Linked DNA regions of Homo sapiens: region 1 is linked to region 2. The links are chromatin loops, found by intact Hi-C in ENCODE. Cell type or tissue: chondrocyte. All regions are shown on one strand. Links, peaks and the distances in the headings refer to the core of each region. The heading gives the core; the rest is flanking DNA. Region 1 overlaps LOC107984515 (a long non-coding RNA gene). Region 2 has its middle 17 kb from the start of OR10P1.

Region 1 (8,341 bases), core at 102-8,101, 630 kb after region 2:
AATAATCCACAACTCCAAATAGCTATTATCCTCTCCATTTATATATGGGGAAACTGAGGCTCAGAGTGGTAAAGTAATTTGCATTTGCTCAAAATGTGAGTTACTATCAGAAGTTAAAATAGAATTTGGATCTTATGCAATACTGTCTCTTTACCAGAGGACATATGGGGGAAAAGAAGAAGATATTGTTTGCCGAGGAAAGAGCTGGATATACAGAAAGAAACAAATAGAAACCAGGTTTCCTCACCCTCAACCCAATGCTCTTTCACTGTAAGTGACAAATGTGACAACAGCTAAAGTCTCTGCTCCTTTCTTAAGTACTAGATGATATACTAAGCTTTACATACTCCCTCATTTCACTTGCACATCACTTTGAGGTCGCCACTATGATCGTCTCGTGTTACATGAGAAGGCGAAGGCTTCAAGGATGTGTAACTTGCCCAAATTCAAATAGCAGGTTAATGACAGAGCAGGGAGTCAAACCCAGACAGGCCATTCTCTAGTCACTGCCTCCCTATGGAACACACGGCCCCTCCAGGCATCATCGCATCCCTCCCGTTGTCAGAAAATCTTGGAGATCCATAGAAATCTTTCTTTATGACAAACATAAGCCAGTCCCACTCAGATGTCTGTCTGTTATTGCAGAGAGTAGGTAGACATGTAGGGATACACTGGGGATCCTTTTCTTTACCCTCAGAGTTAATTTTCCCTGTGGCTTTTAACCTTTCCTCTCCCCTTCAAGGACTCGCAAAATCATTCTGGCCCTACCCTAACTGCCTCTTGTCTTCTAAGAAAAAGCAGAGGAGAAGCCAGTTTCTCCTTTTCCTTCATACTTTGAGGTTCTGTTGCTCTTTCAGCTCTGTTTTTCCCAGGCAAATACCTCCCACTGGGGCCTTGAGAACCACTGGGAGTCAGAGGCAAGAGAAGCCAGCTTTCCTCCTCCCAAAGGAGGAAGATATGGAAGCTGTGCTCTCAGGCCTCTGGAAACCCAAGTTAGCTAGAGGAGAACCCCCAACGCCCGCCTGCAGAGTTCTGCTTGCTCAGCTGCTCAGCATCTGCCCTGCACCCAGAACTGGGTCTTCCCTAGGGTTCCTGCCAATCTCCTGGGCTCTGGCAAGAGGAACCAGGGGTGCAGATGTGTCCTGCATCCTGAAGCCTGCGGGCATCACTGGGCAGCCCCACAGCTCACGTTCAGGAAACCATCTTGATTGTACAGATTTCCTCCTGCTGATGTCCTCCACCCCTACAGATTTCTCTCCTTATCTCTTCTCCCTCACTCCTCTAAATCCACACGTGCCCTAAAAGGGCACATGATAAAATTACACAGATCTCTTGACTAAAAGTCAAAAGGCTTGATTTTCCCACTAGCTGTGTGGGCATTGATTTTCATCTGTCAAATGAGACAATTGGCATCTGCTCTCCATTTCCCACAACTTGTCATGAGAATGTGAGGAAAATGTGTATTTAAAAAGCTGGTATGTCAGTGACAAGCCAATGTTAGTATTGTCACTGCAATCAATGGATTATAAAGTAGCGTATATAATGCATATAGGTTTCAGAATCAGAGACATCAAGCTTTAAATCGTGGCCTTCTACAGAGACTCCTGAACCTCAGTTTCTTCATCTGTATAATTGGAATGCTAGTGCCTGCCTTGAAGGGTTGCTGTGAGATTTACACGAGAGGATGTACAGAGAAACAACCAGAAGAGAGATGGGTGAGTTGGAAGAGCTTAATGTATGTTTCTTTTCTCCCATATTCTAATGTTTTCCAAATTTAATCCAGAGCTGTTAGGTCTCTGCACTTATGATTGTGCTGGTTGTTCCTTGCACAAGGGAATCTGCCCAAAGGAACAAATCCATCCAAAATGTGTGATCTGAGCCTGGGCTGCACTGGCCTGATAGGAGGACATCACCAATCTACCAAGATTCGTATGTGCTAGACTCAAGGTTAAAAGATTACCTGGAGCAGGTCAGAACTTGGGTACCAGAGTCCCAGACAAAAGGAAGGCCTAGGCTGGGTGCGGTGGCTCACACCTGTAATCCCAGCACTTTGAGAGGCTGAGGCGGACAGATCACTTGAGGTCAGGAGTTCGAGACCAGCCTGGCCAACATGGTGAGACCCCGTTTCTACTAAAAATACAAAAATTAGTTGGGTGTGGTGGCAGGCGCCTGTAATCCCAGCTACTCGGAAGGCTGAGGCAGGAGATTTGCTTGAACCCAGGAAGCACAGGTTGCAGTGAGCTGAGATCGCACCACTGTACTCTAGCCTAGGAGCCAGAGCGAGATTCCATCTCAAAAAATAAAACAAACCAAAAAAAAAAAAAAAAAAAAAAGGAAGGTCTACAATGTGTCAGAGTTGAAGATAGTAAAATCACACACTCACAGTTTCTAGGGTGACATTTCTAAACATGGTTCTGATTTTATCCTATCCAGCTCAATATATTTTTGATGACTCCCAACTCTTAAGAAGATAAAATACCAAAACTAGTAGGTGAGAGTTGAAAGCTTAATAAGGAATAGGATATTGACATAGTTTGAAAATATTTAAAAGTACTTTTTAATTTAAAAAGGAAAATTATAAATTTACAGTGGAAAAAAAGAATACCACATTATATTACCAATAATAGGAAAACTGATACTACATACTTCCTGATGTGATGCACTGGGGAGACATCATCACATGTAGTAATCCTGACAAAATTGTCTAACGCAGATTGAATCACATGAACTGCAGACAAATCAAATTGAGAGATGCTCTACAGAATAGAAGGACTATACTCTTTAAAAATATCAACATCAAGTACACCATGGACACAAAGCAGGAAGCAACTTTGGGTCTACTTGAGGGTAATGAGTGGGAGGAGGGTGAGGATCAGAAAACTACCCATTAGGTACTATGCTCATTACCTGGGTGATGAAAGAATGTGTACAGCAAACCCCGCAACACCCAATTTACCCATGTAACATGTACCCCTGAACCTAAAACAAAAATTGGAAAGGAAAAAAATTCAATTTCCATGAAAGATAAAGAAAAGTAGAGAAAGAATTTCAGATTTAAGGAGACAAAAGAGACATGAAAACTATATGCAGTGTGTGATCCTACATATTATTTGGAAAACAATAAAGTCTGTAAACTAGATGATTGTATCAATGTTATTTTTAAAATTTTGATAATTATACTATAGTTATGAAAATTATTGTCTTTAATTTTAAGAGGCAAAGGGGCATAATATCTACAACTGATTCTCAAAATGTTGGGAAAAAATACATTATAATAAAGCAAAATATTAACAATTTTAAGTCAGAGTGACAGGTGTACAGAAGTTCTCTATTTCAAAGGAAAACTGTTAAAGTTAAAACAAATTTCATAACCCAAAATATGGTATTCAAGATTTCTTAGATCTAAACTTAATTTAGGTTAATTATCTTAGGTTCCACTCACTCTTTCTCATAACACAACTCACAGTATAGCCATGCTGAGCTACTTGATTTTTCCCAAACATACCCTATACTTTTCCATCTTGGTATTTATGCTCACTCAAATCTCTCTGTGAGTACAGACTACTTTTTACTCCTTAACCTTTTGAAATTCTATTCAACCCTGAAAACTGTTTAATTTAAAATGAGCAATCTGGCCGGGCATGGTGGTAGTTCATACCTGTAATCCCAGCACTTTGGGAGGCTGAGGGGGGAGAATTGCTTGAGCCCAGGAGTTTGAGACCAGCCTGGGCAACTAAGTAAGATCCTGTCTCTACAAAAAAATTAGCCAGGCATGGTGGTGGTGCCTAGTCCCAGCTACTCGAGAGGCTGAGGTTGGAAGATCTTTGGAGCCCAGGAGGTCGAAGCAGCAGTGAGCCATCACTGTGCCACTGCACTCCAGCCTGGGCCCTGGGGAGACCCTGTCTCCAAAGACGAAAAAGAAATCCAAAAAAATAAAAGGAAGAAATCTTCGATTGCTTATTCAGCTCCTAAATTCGTTCAATCTCCTGTGATACAAATCAGACAAACAGGGGTTGTCCAGATACTCCATAATTGGGTTAATTCATCAGTCTGGGTTAGACAACCTCCTGGGCAGTGGGCTAATCTGAGATTTCCACCTATGTAACTGTGAGATTAAAGAATGGGTATAGGCTGCCACCTGGTGGTCATTAGGAGTACAGTCTTGAGCTGCATAACAATATTCTGATCAAGGATGGACCGCATATACCACAGTCTCGTAAGATTATAATGGAGCTGGAAAATTCCTATCACCTAGTGACGTCGTAGCCATGGTAATGTGGTAGCACAATGCATTACTCACGTTTACTTGCATGTTTGTGTTGATTGCTCGTGTAAACAAACACTGCGTGCCAGTCATATAAAAGTAGAGTACATACATCTACGTATAGTACATATTTAATAATGATAATAAACAACTGTTACTGGAGTAACAGTTTTTGTATGTAGTTTATGTATTTACTGCATTATACTTTTATGTATAGTGCTCTGTACCTATACATATACTAAACTGCACTATACTTTTATGTATAGTTTATGTATAGTTATGTATAGTTTATGTAGTTTATGTGTTTACTGCACTATACTTTTTATTGTTGTCTTACAGTGCACTACTTCTACTTGTTTAAAAAGTGAACTGTAAAGCAGCCTTAGGCAGGTCCTTCAGGACCTCTTCCAGAAGGCATCGTCCTCATAGGGAGATGACAGCTCCATGCCCCTGAAGACCTTCCAGTGGGATAAGATGTGGAGGTGCAAGCCAGTGATATTGATTATCTTGACCCTGTGTGGGCCAAAAGTAATGTGTGTATTTGTGTCATAATTTTTTTAAAAAGTTTAAAAAGTAAAATAAAATAATTTAAAAATTAAAAAAGCTTATCAAATAAGGATATAAATAAAATATTTTTGTACAGCTGTACAATGTGTGTTTTCAGCTAAGTGTTATTAACAAAAAAGTCAAAAATTTAAAATTGTATAAAATAAAAAAATTACAGTAAGTTAAGGTTAATTTATTAATGAAGAGAGAAAAATATTTTTAAGTAAGTTTAGTGTAGCTTAAGTGTCCAGTGTTTATAGAGTCTACAGTGATGTACAGTAATGTCCTAGGCCTTCACGGTCACCTGCACCCACTCACTCACTCACCCAGAGCAACTTCGAGTTCTACAAGCCACATTCATGGTAAGTGTCCTATACAGGTGTACCATTTTTTATCTCTTATACTATATTTTTATTGTACTGTTTCTATGTTAAGATGTGTTAAGAGCTACAAACACTTCCCACTGTGTTCCAATTGCCTACAGCATTCAGTACAGTAACATGCTGTCCAGATTTGAAGCCGAGGAGGAATAGATTGCATCATATAGCCAAGGCGTGCAGTAGGCTATACCATCCGGGTTTGTGTAAATGCACTCTATGATGTTCACACAAGGACGCATTTCTCAGAGCATGTCCCCGTCACTAAGTGATGTATGACTGTGTAACAGGTTGGGGGTTCATCTGTGAAGACAGAGGTTTGCAGGGTGGGAAAAGTCAGAAAGAGACACAATCTTACTTAATTCATCTATGGATCACAATATCCACTTTTGAGATTGTTTTCAGGATTCAAGTTAAGATATATTAGTCATTTTTCGCAGAGTATTCACTCATTAAATGATAGTATTATTAGAAATATAAAACATTACACTGGGAAGAACCCTAAAGACAGTTTATTTTTACTTCCTCATTTTACATTTAAGGACTCTGAAACCCAGAAAAGAAGCAGAGTAAGGCCTAAAGGACAGGATTTTTTACTTCTCACTCCTTAACGCATAGGTCAAAAGGGACAGGTTCAGTGTAAGTATAGGGAAAATTATAATATGTAGCTGTGGAGCACTTTAAGTCATTTAAATCTCCTTCACTCCCACTTTCTCAGTTGTTCCTACCTTCTAAGGGAGGCAGGACAGGCTATGGGAGCAGGATGAGTGTTGCCAGGCCAGGTGCCTGAGAAAGATGAGATGTTTCCTCCAGTGGGTGGACAAGAGAAGTTGCCTTTTGCAGTTTGGGTGGGTGGTTACACTTCAGTTTCACTTTCTCTTGCATGTAAATCATTTCCCTCAGATTCTCTCTCTGCTTCTCTCTGATTCAGTGTCTCTTCTCTCTTTTCCTCCTCCACCTCTTCCTCCTACTCTTTCTCAAACCTAACAGAGAGAACTCTCCTTGGATCTGACACTCCTGCGCGCGCGGAACATACTCTGGGGTGCCACATGGACCATCTCGCCACCTGCAGATATCCCTCTGATCAGAAGGCCGCAGTTGTCCCATTTCCTCTGATTAACTGACACTACACTGAGGAAACACTTAACATCTTTCCAGAAACCTTGGTCTATCGTTCTGCAGTTCATTGCTGGGTTCTGCCCCACACCCTCTTCTGCTTTGACCTGTGTCCACCGCGCACCAGGGTCTCCAGTCTCCTGTGGACAGCGAGTGCAGTCTGACTTTGGTAGAGTGGCCTCAGACTTCAGCGCCTCCCCTTTGTGGAGGTGAGAGAAGAACCTAGGCTCTTAAAAAAAAATCTGCCCCTTCCTCCAATCTGTGACCTCCTGCCCCTTTCTCACAATAACCCATGTTTTCATGTTCTACCTCTAATCTCTAACCCCATATTCATTCACCCTACCTATTCTTCCCTTATACCAAATCTACAACAACGCCCGAATTTTACCTGCTATTGTGTCTTTTGATGCCTATCCTTTTCAAGGCTTTAGAATGTTGGGTCTGAAGAACCTGGTTTTAAATGTTCCCCAAATCCATGAAGTCACTAACCCCTGATGCTCCCTTCATGGTTTCTCCAAGGTTGCTATAGTCTGAATGTTCATGCCAGCCCCCCAAATTCATATGTTGAAACTTTAACCCCCAAGGTGATGGTATCATGAGGTGGCATTTTGGTGAAATGATTAGGTCAGGAGAGCAGAGCCCTCACGATCAGGATTAGGGCCTTATAAGAGAGACCCCAGAGAGCTAGCTCTCCCTTCCCATCACATGAGGACACAGTGAGAAGACAGGTATCTATGACTTAGGAAGTAGGCTCTCACCAGACACCAAATCCGCCAGCACCTTGATTTTGGACTTCTCTCCAGAACTGCCAGAAATAAATTACTGTTGTTTGTAAATCACCCATTTTATGGGATTTTCTCTGTTGTAGCAGATGAACATACTAAGGTAATAGCTCAACCCACCTTAAATCCTCTATCATCTAAAAATTTTGACTGCTTTTCACTCCTCCTCTTCTTTCTTTCCCCATCAATAATTATACCGTTGCTATAAGTGTTTACTTTGTACCAGGTCCCAGGTGTAGGGAGGAACCCTGCTGGAAGCCCTCTTTTCTTTTGGGAAGAGAGATCAAGTTTTAAAACTCTTCCACATTTCTTGTTTGTCAAGTCCATGAGATTTTTCTTGATAGATCTCTCTCTAGCCCTGAAAGTCTCCTGCCTCCCATCCTATGAAACCCTCAGATCTCTCCTCCTCCACTGCACTTACACCCACATCCAGGCTCTGTCCTCCTCCATGGGCTTACAAAACACTGAGCACTCACCATGCAAATCACACAGAAGAACTCAATTAAGACCTGTGATTCTGAGTTAAATGGGCTTGATCAAAAGAAAGATGAAACATAGGCTCACTGAGAATTCAATCCTGTGTTCATAGCCATCTGAATATAATCAAAGATGTTAATGTCACGATTTAATCCAGAGAAGTGGCTGTAGTGGAAGAAAACTTTTCCAAAATAATTTCCTTGGGATGTTCCAAGGAAGGAAGGAAAGATAAGGGAAGGGTAGGGAAGGAGAGGGGAGGGGAGGGGAGGGCAGGGGAATCCATAGGCCAATACATTTGGGAAATACAAAACTTTCTCCTTCTAGGAGAGTCACAATTCATGTTAATCTATTAAAAGCCTCAAGAAGTTATGCCTTAAAGCAGGGGGCCTCAACCCCTGGACCACAGACCAGCACAGTTTGGTTGCCTGTTAGGAACCTGGCCTCACAGCAGGAAGGTGAGTGGCAGGCATGATCATCTGAAGTGGAACAGTTTCATCGCCAAACCCTCCCCCTCACCCTGCTCCCATGGAAAAATTGTCTTCCATGAAACCAGTCCTTGATGCCAAAAGGTTGGGGACCACTGCCTTAAAGGAACATGTTTGTCTTTTGTTAACCCTGTATTTCCCCAAATTACTTGATCATACTAGAAAATAAGCCCTCTAAGGGACAGTATTTGATACTGTTTCTCCCCCTTGTATATCTTCCTCTCCTTCTATACTCCCCTCAGTCCCTTCCCCAGATCTATCTCATTTCTGACACTCAGAAGGTATCCAATAAAA
Region 2 (8,341 bases), core at 160-8,159:
AACAGTAAAAAATAATACAAATGGAAAAACCAGTAGAGTATAACAACTGTTTACATAGCATTTACATTGTATTAGGTATTATAAGTAATCTAGAGATGATTTAAAGCATATGGGGGATGTGCATAGGTTATCTGGAAATCCTACACCATTTTATGTAGGGACTTGAGCATCCTTGGATTTTGGTATTTGTAGGGAGTCCTGGACTCATTCCCCCATGGATACCGAGGGATGACTGTGTGCATATATATATAGTCAACCTCCACATCCATGGGTTCCATATCTGTGGATTCATCCAACCTTGGATCAAAAACATTCTGGGAAAAAATTCAGGCCTCTGGGCCTAAGGACAGAGAAACTGAGCCAGGCTTTCTCCTCCAGGGGTAGCTCTCCTGCTTCATTCACAGGGATGTGAAATGAAGGTGGAACATCAGCTCCCTAGAAAGGAGTTTGTGTTAAGGCTCTTTGTGGGTCTGAAAACTACCCTGACAAGTCCAGGATAGGTGGTCAACTTGATTGATTGGTGGACATATAGGCACATAAATGGATGGGCAATTGGCCAGATGAACAGAAGATGGATAGGTGGAGATGTGGATGGTTGGCTGAATGACTGAAGGGCTAGGTGACCCCTGAAAGTGGGGGTGATGCTCTCAGAGTGTGTGTGAAGTAGAAAGAGGCTCTTGAGGAATTGCCCCACTGAAGGAGGGGACCTCTGGCTTGGAAGGTCATCAGAGGTCTGTTTTGATTTTGGAATCGAGAAAGACAGTCTTTTCTTAAACTTGAGACCTGACAAAGAATGTCCAATATTTCTATTAGTCACAGACTCTGGGGACCAAGCCTGTAGCCTGTGTGTAGTGTGTATTGCCATGAGTGAGGTGTGAATTGTGTGTAGTTTAAGTGTGATGGGCCTATGGGTGTTTGTGGTGTATTTGGTGGAGGGTAGTATGTGGAAGGTGGGTGTCTATAGGCTGCCCTCTGGACTGATTTTTCTCCAGCCTTCAGCATAGCTTCTATCTGGGGTGTCTGGAGATGTCTTTCATCTCTCTTTTAATCAGAGCTCCTGTTTCTTGGACCCAATGTCTTTCTCTTTCTTAGCTTACTTTTGTTTTGGGAGGGTATACACTTCAGTAGCTCCATGTGCTATTGGATGGTGGAATACAATTTTTGGTACTTTGCACATCTGAAAAAAGTATTCTATTTTTGTACTTGATTGAGAGTTGGCTGGGTATAGTAGTCTAGATGGAATTAATGTTTCTTTAGAATTTCTAAGGTATTGTTTTGTTGTCTTCAGGCTTCCAATGCTGTGTTGAGATATCTGAATCCTTACATAGCCATCTCCTGTTTAATATCAATAATCTGTTCATGAAAATCAGATGTTCTGTGTGAATATGCTACCTGGGAACCTATTTCTCATCACTTTGAGTGGTAAAAAATATTATGTGATACATGTCTACCCTAAACCTTCAACCAATTGCCTAAAACATAATAAAGTAACATGTTATCATAAATAACAAGCTATTATGTTTGGATAGAAAATGCTTAAAACATCACACCTGATCATCAATTAACATGGTTGTTAACAAACAGTTGCGTTGTATGTAACAACATAGCCTGTCTTCTAGCCAGCAACATTCAATACGCACATTCTTTCTCAGGACGCCTATTTCAAATTATCTCTCTGTGTATTTAGAATGTAACCCAAGACTATACAATGCTTTTGTTGAAATGTCTGGAGTTTTTGGAATGAAATATGAAGTTTTCTCACATAAACACCAGCTGAGAATGATGCACATTTAAAAATATTGGGAACATGCTACTTTAATCACCTTAAAATTGCTTTTGTCAGAAACAAAAAGGAGTTTCTTGTCTCTTTTCAGCTTAGAAAGATGTTGAAAAGTTCTTTTGGGGGGTGGGGTAGAGAGAGATTGAGAGAGAGAGAGACTCTAATCTTGAAACTGTTGTGTACAAATTGATTTAAAGGTGTTCAGAGGATTGATTCCCAGAAATTGCTTTCTATTTGGAAATTCTCTTCTGAATATAAATTTTTAAAGCATTTTATTGAGACGTAAAACTTTATTTGTAAAGGTGCGAAATTTTTCTTTTGAAATGCCTACTTAAAAGATGAATATATGGATGTGACCTGGCGAGACAGTTTGGATGCTTGGGACAAATCTGATGAGCAAATATATCTGTAGATTTTAGTGTTTCTTAGATCACCATGATTTCAAGATACAATGAATAGAATGGCCAAGAACTCAAGCCACGTTTGCTTTAAGGCTTTAAACTTTTCTCTAAAACTAAACTAAAAACAAGCCTAATGGCTACTGATTTTTGGCCTGTGGCCATTTAAATGTTTCCGACTTTGATCTGTGATTGCTTTACTTCATCAGGGCTGCTGAAGTCTGTCTCTGTTCCCTTTTTATTTAGAAAGTATATCAAACCTGATACCAAAAAAGTTAGTGATTTGATTTGAGCACCACCCATTTTATGTTTACACGTTAAAAAATTAAACATTTTTTACAGACAGGCAGAACAGAGAAGATTGTAGTGAATCCGCATATGCCAATTACTCAAGTTCTGCTATTTTGGGATTTTGATAACACTTTCTTTGTTTTTTGTTTTTTGAGACGGAGTCTTTCTCTGTTGCCTACAGTGCAGTGGCACGATCTCAGCTCATTGCAACCTCTGCCTCCTGGATTCAAGCGATTCTCCTGCCTCAGCCTCCCGAGCAGCTGGGATTACAGGCATGCGCCACCATGCCCAGCTAACTTTTATTTTTTATTTTTAGTAGAGATGGGGTTTCACCATGTTGACTAGGCGGGTATCAAATTTCTGACCTCCAGTAATCCACTCACCTTGGCTTCCCAAAGTGCAGGGATTACAGGTGTGAGCCACTGTGCCCGGCCTCAATTCTTATATCTAGAAACCATGGATGGTCTTAGAAATACTGAAATCTGGAAATACAATTTTGCTCATTAGATTTGTTCCAAGCATCCAACCTATCTGGCCAGGTCATATCCATATGTTCACCTTTTAAATAGAAGTTAAAAAAAGTTTTGTGTCTTCACAAATCAAGTTTCATATTTCAATAATATATTTAAAAATCTTGTACTTACAAGGAAATTTCCAAGTACAGCGTAATTTGTGAGAACCCTTCCTTTGAAAACACCTTAAAATCTATTTGTAAATGGCAGCCTCGAGGTTACGGGGTTCCTAATTTCCTCTCCCTCCCACCTTCTTCCTTCTCGCCTTCCCATTTTTTTTGTTCCTTTCCTTTCTTTCCCTCTTCAGTTCTTCTTTAGCCTTTATTTCCCCCCTTTCTTCTTCCTTCATCCATATCCCCACCACCCAGAAGGTGCTGCCTTTTGAGGATAAAAACAAAAATTACTTTACACATGTTAAAACAGCATTGCAAATTACAGCAGTTCTGAGCTCCATTGTCCTCCTCCTCCTCATAGAAGACCTTGGCACACATTATTACAAAGGGAGGAAAAGAAAATTCCAAGTTATTGTCCTTCCTACTTGAGGTGTGATGTGGAAAGAGCAGATGTATGGTCAATTATAACAATTTTCTTTAATAATTTTATTTTTATATTTTAAATTTTTCTTTATTTTTCCTTAAAATTAAAAAAAATAAAGACAAGTTTTCACCATGTTGGTCAGGCTGGTCTCAAACTCCTGATCTTGACTGAGCTGCCGGCCTCTGTGTCTTAAAGTGCTGAGATTACAGGTGTGAGCCACCATGCCTGGTGATATTTTAATTTTTATTGAGTGCCCTTAAGGCTCCTCCTTGGCAATTGTATTTAGGCAGAGTTTATTAATCTGTGAGTACTCCCCTTCAGTGTTTGACATTTTCTAAAGAAAAAAGTCTCCACTAGAGGGAAGTGTTTGTTTAGATCATTCCTGGACAGTGATTCCACTGCGTGAGAATTTAAGTCCTTTCAAGAATTTCTTAACACGTGGTGTGTGTGAGACGTTGCAAAAATAATATGTCCCACTAGAGGGAGCCATTTACCCAGATTATCTCTGGAATATTGAGTCTATGACCTGAGAATTTGGTCCCGTCTACACGTAGACATGCTAAAAGCAATGTCCTAGGTCCTCAGCCCCCACCTCCCATTCCACAGTTCCCATGGATGCCTTATACAGGAATTATTTTCACATCATAATAACTTTGAAATGGAAGATGGGATAAATTTGCAAGCTACTAATGCAGTGTGCTAGTGCTTAATATGAGACTGCATATTGTTGGCAGATACAGCATTTGTTTACCTTAACCTGGCTCATAAATTGTGTGTCTATGGGGTTTGGTGAAAGGAAAGAAAAACATTCACTCAAGACTGACTCAGTTTGGGAAGTAAGCAGATGGGTACATCCTCCTCCTGCCTATTTTCTTTTCTTCTTCTTCTTTTTTTTTACTTTGTCACCCAGGTTGGAGTGCAGTGGTGCCATCTTGGCTCACTGCAGCCTCCACCTTCTGGGCTCAAGCAATCCTCCCACCTCAGCCTCCTCAGTAGCTGGGACCACAGTAGCTGAGCCACCATGCCCTGCTAATTTTATTATATTTTATTTTTTTGAGATGGAGTTTTGTTCTTGTAGCCCAGGCTCAAGTGCAATGATATGGTCTTGGCTCACTGCAAACTCTGCCTCCCAGGTTCAAGTGATTCTCCTGCCTCAGCTTCTGAAGTAGCTGGGATTACAGGCGTGCACAACCACACCTGGCTGATTTTTTTTTTTTTGAGACGGAATCTCACTCTTGTCAACCAGGCTGGAGTATAGTGGCACGCTCTCGGCTCACTGCAACCTCCACCTCCCGGGTTTAAGTGATTCTCCTGCCACAGCCTCCTGAGTAGCTGGGATTACAGACACCTGCCACCTCATCCAGCTAATTTTTGTACTTTTAGTAGAGATGGGGTTTCACCATGTTGGCCAGGCTGGTCTTGAACTCCTGACCTCATGCCTGCCTTGGCCTCCCAAAGTGCTGGGATTACAGGCATGAGCCACTGCGCCTGGCCAGCTAATTTTTTTTTGTATTTTTAGTAGAGACGGGGTTTCACCATGTTGCCCAGGCTGTCTCAAACTCCTGCACTCAAGCAATCCACCCACCTCGGCTTCCCAATGCTGAGACTACAGACGTGAGCCACTGCACCTGGCCCTCCTGCCCATTTTCTGAACTTTTTGAGAAATACATATTCAGAGTGGGCAGCTCTAGGCACCTCTCTTATATACCATCTGATAATTTTATTATCAGGGGACAGAGTCCTTGGAGAAGGGTGGCCCAGAAATGCTCCCGACGAGAGTGTGGGACTTCAGGCCACAAGTGACTTTTGAGCTTTTCTGGAGACTTTACAATCTTATTTCACATAGAATATGCATTCAAGTCAGGGTCCTTGGGACTAGAATTTCAAAATCCACCAGGTCAGTATCCCCATCTGAGTCTCACCTTGGAAGCCAGTTGCCCAGTGGGGAGAGCATTGAATGCTCCAGAAGAAAAAGAAATAGTTCTGCCTCAGTTGGCCTCCTGTTTAGAGCTTATTTCCTTGATAACTTCCTGTAGTCTGTGACCATACATGAGAAGAAACCAGGTTCAACTTCCTGATTTTATCAAATCAATTTCAACTTACATGGGAAAACACTCTCTTATCTCAACTTCTTAATCCTAGATCCTTAATCAAGGGTCACCATGTGTTTGCCACATATATTTACTTTTTGTTAGTGTATTGGCTAATTTTCATTGATTCATAAATCACCCTAATACTTAATGGCTTATACAACATCATTTATTTAGTTTATGATTTTGTGGGTTGGCAATTTAGCATAGGCTTGTTTGGGTAGTTCTTCTGTTGGTCTTTGATAGGCTCACCCATGCCTCCTCAGTGGCCAGCTGGGGAGTTCTGCCATGGGGTTTGTGTGTATGTGAGACTATTGTCAGGTGGGATGATGGGGGCAAGTGGATTACGTGTCTTTTGTCATCTAGTAAGCTAGCCCAGGCTTGTTCACATGGTGGTCAGAGGATACGTTTTTTGAGTTTCTGCTCGCATTATGTTTGCTGGTGTCACATTGCCCAAAGCAAGCCACATGGCCAATTCCAGAGTCAGTGTAGAAGGTCACTACCAAAGAGGGTGGCTGTAGGGAGGCAAAGAATGTGTGACCATTTCCTGCAGTCTCTGACAGTTGGTCACATTTGACATGTGGACTATGTGAGGGCTGTTGAAATACAGGAGTAGAGTGAATCCAAGAGGGATTCTAAGGGAAGAGACAACAGGAGTGGGTGACAGATAGTAGGGAAGAGTCAGGGATGACTTCAAAGTGTTTAGTCTCAAAGAGTGAAAGGTTAATGGTGCCATGGATGTCAATGGGGATGATTTGGAGTGAGTGTTGGGAATAAACTCCTCTCAGAGAAGGTGATATCTCTGCATCTCTGTTACCTCAAAAGAGGCAACATGGTGAGGGGCTAGGGATGAAAGGTAATGGGGCAATAGTGACACAGGATTTTTCTTGGTCACTTTGCAACAAGCTGGGGACCTCCAGCTGGTGATACCCCTGCCTGGGCCTTCCTTGGCCACACTACCTGCCGCAGAAGAGAGCCCGCCCACTCAACCCGCCAGGGCCATGCTTGGCTTGTGCACTGGCTCAGCCTGTGGCTGGGCCAGGTGTGCCCCTGCCCGCCTGTGTTATAACTCATACCCTTGTTTAGCAGTTCCTAAATTCTTGTCCCATGCCCAAGAAGAATGAGGATATGCCCACCATTGAAGGTGATGACGGTGGAGAATTTTATTGAGCAACAAAACAGCTCTTGGTGGAGATGCTATGGGAAGATGGTCTCTCATCTGAAGTTGGGTTGTCTCTCTCCCCATGTGCCTAAGTCCGGGGCTTTTATGGGCTCAGAATAGGGGAGTGCATGCTGATTGGTTTGTGAGTACGAAAAAAAGTAAAAAAAAAGAGGCATCACTCAAAGGTGGGCACGATAGTGTTATAAAAACCAATTAGGGAAGGGTAGGCATATATAAAATAGGTGAATGGTGGAGATCAATCAGAGGAAAGTGCACCAAACAGGAAGGCAGGTTCTCAATCTGGTCTGTGGATTTCACTTGTAGCTTGGATTTTGGGCTTTAAACTGTCTTTGGCTTGAAGGTGGGGTTTCATTGGGGATCCGCCCCTATCTACCTTGGCATTTGTCTGCCTCATGCCTCTATTAATAGGGGCAATTCTATTTCAAATAAAGGTGAAGTATAGAAGGAACATTGGATGTGGTTTGCAGAGAAGTAGAACACTGAAATGAGATACAAGATTTGGAGGAAAAAATGGGGATGAGGCAAGAGAAAGTTTGAAGACAACACTGTCTCTTAGGTTTATTTTCCTACAGAAAACCCACAGGGCCCTGGGAGCTGAGGAGTGGTAAGGACTTGGTTATTAGTGGGATAGGTAGTAGGAAGAGAGGTCCTGCTGACCTGCTGGCAAATAAACTTGGAACTTCTCCTTACTGAGTTGGAGTCTGGAAGCCCCTCATTCTTCTGGGGCTAGATGTAGATATAAACTTGGTGGGGGAGCTAGAGGAGATGTTAGCATCAGGCAGAAAAGTGAGAAGTCATCTCTCACCACATGGAACACGTTTTTCTATCTTTCCAAACATCTCATTCATTTCTCTGTTAATGAATTTGTCCCGGATTTGGAATTCTTGTCATCCATTGACTTTACCTGGTTTATTGGCAACAGTAGAGAGAAGAAACTCTTGGTAAACTTCCATCTCTTGTTATTCTTGAAAGTAATCTCTCTTGAGAAATCAACTTTGAGTATTAATTATATGTAGAGTCACTCATTTTTGTTTTCTAAAAATTGAACACAATTTTTTATACTGTTAATTGAAATGGGTATAATGAGTGTTTACATTGAACAACTCCCTAGTGGAGGGCCATGAGCTCTTGGCCTCAGTTTCCTCATTTGTAAAATAAAGAGGCTAAGCCCACAGGATAGGCAGCCTTTAAGATGGCCCCCAATAGTCTTTACCTCTTGGTTTATTCACTTGTGTAATCCCCACCCTTTGAGTATAGGGTTGATATAGTGAATTACTTCTAACAAATAAAATATGGCAAAAGTGATGGGATGATGTTTCTTAGATTAGGTTACAAAAAGACTGGCTTTTATCTTGGGTACTTTCTTATTCACTCAGCTTGATGGAATCCAGTGGTCATGTTTTAAATTATCTTTTGGAGAGGGCTACATGACAAGAAATTGAGGGAATACAACAGCTGATGAGGATTTAAAATTAGCTAGCAACCATAGATGTGAGCTTGGAAGGAGGTCCTCCCTCAGTCATGCCTTCAGATGAGACCATAGCCCTGGT

Evidence for each region. A loop is a pair of places that touch in the nucleus more often than their neighbours do. Peaks named below come from ENCODE experiments on the same cell type or tissue, not always from the same donor. Only the 100,000 strongest peaks of a DNase experiment are listed, where the experiment ranks them.
Region 1: it touches region 2 in a loop (3.0-fold over the local background); 17 of 110 quality-filtered maps call a loop at or near these places.

Annotation. Positions count from the first base shown.
Region 1 is chr12:54,989,220-54,997,560 of GRCh38, reverse strand. All of the region lies in intron 1 of LOC107984515 (a long non-coding RNA gene), which reads right to left. Among named protein-coding and RNA genes, the nearest start is that of TESPA1, 8.6 kb to the right of the region's middle. RefSeq lists enhancers at 5,449-5,498, 6,159-6,348. In chondrocyte, for the core only: a CTCF peak has its summit at 4,140 (motif pointing left); no DNase peak of the experiment used is centred there.
Region 2 is chr12:55,615,451-55,623,791 of GRCh38, reverse strand. No RefSeq gene overlaps it. Among named protein-coding and RNA genes, the nearest start is that of OR10P1, 17 kb to the left of the region's middle. In chondrocyte, for the core only: CTCF peaks have their summits at 3,774, 3,977 (motif pointing right) and 4,214; a DNase peak (open chromatin) is centred at 6,592.